2 separate regions of the Homo sapiens genome follow, and region 2 is linked to region 1. Evidence: chromatin loops called from intact Hi-C (ENCODE). Cell type or tissue: dorsolateral prefrontal cortex. All regions are shown on one strand.

Region 1 (2,500 bases):
AGAATGTTCACAAAATGACAAAATCACCCAACATTGCATTTCTCAGAATGCTTCCCCATTATTAAGAGATGCATCACTGTACTTGTCATAAGTATTTTGAAAATATGTTCGATGAATAATATTTTAAATGTTAATAATATAAAGAGATATTTATCAAATTTCACAATATATATTCACTAGTTATAAATGACCTATTTCAAAGCATATCATTCTATAATTAGATTTAAGTAAAATATTCATTGCCTCTGTAAATCACAGCAACCTATTTTTTAAATATTTAGAAGAATAACTAAAGATTAGAAGCTTAAAATGAATTTAACATGCGTTATAGACTAATAACATGTCTCCCTCTTATAGTCTTCATGAAAAAATATGAACCTAGAACAAAAGTTCTAGGGCTTTATGATTTGAGGAATTTCTCTCCCGTTTAAACTCTTCATTTAACTAATGGTACAATCTGGAAAACTAATAAATTTTCGGTATATTTGTTTCATTTTATAATGTGAATTTTCTTGTTTTACTGTTAAATTATATCACATGATATAGATATATTTCCCACATATTTTAAGTCATGGAAGTTTAGATACCTTAGACTGTGAGGGATAAAAATCTATAAGACAGAAAACAGCAATGATAATCTGTTGCCCATGTGTCTAAAAATTCTGAATATTACCTTAAAATATTAAATAATTTAATTTTATATATTACTAGAATTTTTCTCTCATAACTTTAGAAATCGTATCAATTTTATATTTATTTACAGAAATTGGCTGGGTTTCTTACAATGTCAAACTATGTCATTGGATTTTTTAGCTGTAGATAAACATGCTAAATATTAACTTGAATGTGTTCCCATGTTCCCATAGACTAAGAAAATTATTTTAAACTGTAGAAAACAGCAAATATAATGTCCCCCGCCCCGTCCAATAAAATAGGAACACACACCATATATCTTCTCTTAAAAAGGCATTACTTTCCAGTTCATCTAACAGCGAAGATATATTAAATTATTTTTAGTTAAGAGGTAGGGTTTTCGCTTGTTTTTTAACTTTACTCAGCGTATGTAAAAACCAAGTAAACATCAGTAAAACATTATTCCGGCCAAAAGTATTTCTTCCTTAAATTCAGTAGAGGGCGCTGTGACACTGGCTCATCCACATACACCCATGGCGTTACTCTTCAACAAAAGGCAGTAGATATTTTTTATATTTGTAGATTTTTAAAACAAAACTTACCTAGTCACAAAAATGGATGAATAATTTATTGAAAAACATAAAACAGAACACTATTAGAACATTAACTTCTTAACACAATTTCTGATTTGCAGTCTTCACTGGAAAAACTCACCCATAATCCCTTTCATTCTAAACTATTTTCTTACTGGTGAGTTGAATAATGAATGCATCACTTATGCCCTCCACTGCACCATCTGTAAGCTTTGTGCGAGGGCATAATTTTTAGATAAACATGTATGTACAAACATACAGAAAATGAAGAAAGCACGCCTGATCTGAGCTGCCTGGCACTCACCTGAGACGCTGCCTTCTCAAAGCCATCTGGGTTCAGGGAAGGCATGATGTGAATGCGGGTACTGTGGATCAGGTTGACAATTGTCTCGTTCCCCTTCTGGTATTCGTTGCATAGGTACTGGGCCAAGAAAATGAGCAGTTCTCGTCCAACAGCCTCATTCCCATGCATATTCCCAATGTATTTAAATTCAGGCTCACCTAAAAGATTAATAGATAGCATGGAGATGTTTTCTATGACATACAGAGCCAAATATATTGTATACCTACAAATGTATTATGAATATCTGATGGGTTTTTTCCTCCAGCAGCGATGCCTTAAAAAAAAATCTACCGTAGACATTAAAATACCCCTTCTATCCTTCTATTCCTCGCCTCCCAGCTACCCACCTGTTATGGACTGAACTGTATTCACCCAAAATTAGTATGTTGAAGGTCTAACATCCAATGTGACTGTATTAAGGAGGTAATTAGGGTTAAATTAAGTTATAAGTGTGGAGCTCTGATCCAATAGGACTGTCATCTTTATAAAAAGAGGAAGAGACACCAGAGCCCTCTTTCTCTCCTCTGCACAGAGGAAAGACCATGTGAGAGCACAGTGAGAAGGCGGCAGCCAGGAGGAGAGGCCTCACCAGAAACCACCCCTGCTGCCACCTTGATCTTGAACTTCTAGCCTCCAGGCCTGTGAGAAAATTAATTTCTGTTGTTTAAGCCAGCCAGTCTGTGGATATTTTGCTATGGCAGTCTGACAAGACTAATATACCATCTCACCCACAATAACTAATAATAATAACACACTACGTGCCTCCTATTAAACACTGTGCTTTGCATGTTTTCTTATTTAATCCTGACCAAACATCTAAAAATAAGTATTATTATCCAACTTCATTTTGCAGATAAACAAACTGAAATTCAGACTGCTTAAGAAGACTGTCTCCATAGTTACATGGCCTGGGAAGCCAGGATTCAAATGC
Region 2 (2,500 bases), 200 kb after region 1:
TGAAAGAAAAATACATACAGCTATTCTTCTTGAACCCTGGAGGCGGAGGTTGCAATGAGCCAAGATTGCACCACCACACCGCAGCCTGGGTGACAGGGCAAGACTCCGTCTCAAAAAAAAAAAAACAAAAAAACCTAGCTATTCCTAGCTATTCTATTATTCAGGCCCAATCCCAATGTATAGTTGCTTGCTTTTTAAGTTCAGAATTTTATGAGTATGCTTCAGTTATGCAGTGTGACCATTATAAGATTTTAAATGTATTTTTATAAAGCCCAGATCCAGAAATATGACATGACTTTCCAGAGACCACTGTGGAATCATATCAAAAACCAAGCAGTTTCCTCCCAAATTCAGCTGAGGTCTACTCCACTTGCCTGCATAGGTGTTGGCCTTGTTCAGAAGGTCGGTACATGCATGCATATCAGCAAAAGCCCGGATTCCTAAGCAGTTGACAGGGTGAAGCTGGGATTCCAAAAATTCACAACAAGTCTTCTTCACATCCTGTAACTGTAAGAGACCAGCTGCTGGGAGAAGTACCTGCAACACACACATCAATATTCTTAGGCACTTGGGTGGAAAAACACTGCCTCTTTGACCACTTCTACATAGGACACAAGATGTTCAGCCATAGTTTATTATCTGCGTCCATACCCCCATATTCCCTAGAAAACAAATATAAAAATTATTTTTAATAACAATGATGACTCTTCACATTCCCCATAATTTCCATGTAATCTTTCAAAGGCCTCTTCTCCTTGGTCAGAAGAATATGAGATATCAGATCTTATAAGATTAATGGTTTGTTTCATAAGCATAAACAAAATGTTATTTTGACTTCTAAAAACACAAATTCTTGGCAGGGCATGGTGACTCACACCTGTAATCCCGGCACTTTGGGAGGCCAAGACAGGAGGATCGCTTGAGTTCAGAAGTTTGAGACCAGGCTGGGCAACATAGCAAGACCTCATCTCTACAAAAAATATAAAAATTAGCCTGGTGTGGTGGCACGCAACTGTAGTGCCAGCTACTCAGGAGGCAGAGGTGGGAGGATCACTTGAGCCTGAGAGGTCGAGGCTGTAGTAATCTGTGATCACCCCACAGCACTCCATCCTGGGTGACAGAGTGAGACCCCATCTCAAAAACAAAACAAAACAACAACAACAAAAGCCCGTAAATTATTAGGATGCTAGGGGGTGCTATGATTCAATGAAAATGGTTTTGTTCTCTTAGTTCAAGCAGTCATGCACTTCAGTTATCTGTGGGGAAGGAGTGGCCCCAGAGTAATCCATATCACAACAAAGCCTCATTTTGCTGAAGGCCTGTTTTTCCACTGTATGAGTATCATAACAACTGCTTTCCTTACGGGGTAGAACAATTTAAAGTTCAACAACAGTCTCTACCTATAAGCAGACAGTTTCTCTAGAATGTAATATATGTGCTAACAAGGAAAATGTAATAGGTGATTATCTAATAACTTTTTAATTTGCATTTTTATTTGAGTAACTCCAAGCAATTTTATATTAATTATAGGTTATTCTGTGGGATTGAACCACTATCTTCACTATGAATACTATATCCAACACTACAAGTGCTTTTCAAATAAGTCAATAATAGAAAAACATTTTTCCTTGTAAGTGAATTATTACAGTGTTATATAAAGGACCATATTTGAAAGTCAAATTAAGGAGAAAAACTTCAAAAAAAGGTTATCGAATTCTGGTGATCCTTTATAAAAGCCAAAGAAACCCCACAAAAAAACCTTCAACTATTCGAACAATGGTAAATTTTAGAAAAGACTACATTAGCATTAAAAAAAGATCTAAGTTCCTTCAGAAATTGACTTTCATATATGCCACACTGCAGCCCAAAGACAGAAAAATAATAGTGGTTTATGACTATATGTTATGACTTTCCTAAATCTATGGAGTAAGTCCTAAACATAGAAAAGAAAGACATCATTCACATCTCTCTGTAACAAACTTCTTACCTTCTTAAAGGAAGCACAGAAGCTTTAACTCCTGAATCTAAAGGCTCAAGAAAAAATAGAAACAGTATCCAGACATAAGGCCTTTTCCTTCTGAGTTTAAGAAAAATAGGTCAGGCGTGGTGGCTCACGCCTGTAATCCCAGCACTTTAGGAGGCCGAGGCAGGTGGATCACTTGAGGTCAGGAGTTTGAGACCACCTGGCCAACATGGTGAAAGCCCAATCTACTCAAAATACAAAAATTAGCTGGGTGTAGTGGCACACACCTGTAGTCTCAGCTACTCAGGAGGCTGAGGAAGGAGCATCACTTGAACCCTGGAGGCAGAGGTTGCAATGAGCCGAGATCACACCACCGCACTCCAGCCTGGGTGACAGAGAGAGACTCCGTCTCAAAAAATAAAAATAAAAATAGAAAATAAAGTATAAATAACGTTACAGCCAAACTTTTTGCATGATATGTATAGTAGGTTTCATTATGTTATGAGAATGAATATCCACAGAAGGCTTTAATTTGTT

Evidence for each region. A loop is a pair of places that touch in the nucleus more often than their neighbours do. Peaks named below come from ENCODE experiments on the same cell type or tissue, not always from the same donor. Only the 100,000 strongest peaks of a DNase experiment are listed, where the experiment ranks them.
Region 2: a loop joins it to region 1, with 4 times the contacts of the local background. A loop is called at or near these places in 4 of 110 quality-filtered maps.

Annotation. Positions count from the first base shown.
Region 1 is chr4:165,463,617-165,466,116 of GRCh38, reverse strand. CPE (carboxypeptidase E) reads right to left here. Exons shown (of 9, transcript NM_001873.4): 2 at 1,531-1,727. Among named protein-coding and RNA genes, the nearest start is that of MIR578, 79 kb to the right of the region's middle. In dorsolateral prefrontal cortex, CTCF peaks have their summits at 930 and 1,140 (motif pointing right); a DNase peak (open chromatin) is centred at 1,150; H3K27ac peaks cover 1,219 bases.
Region 2 is chr4:165,261,234-165,263,733 of GRCh38, reverse strand. It overlaps KLHL2 (kelch like family member 2), which reads right to left. Exons shown (of 15, transcript NM_007246.4): 5 at 375-537. Among named protein-coding and RNA genes, the nearest start is that of GK3, 17 kb to the left of the region's middle. In dorsolateral prefrontal cortex, a CTCF peak has its summit at 1,212; no DNase peak of the experiment used is centred here.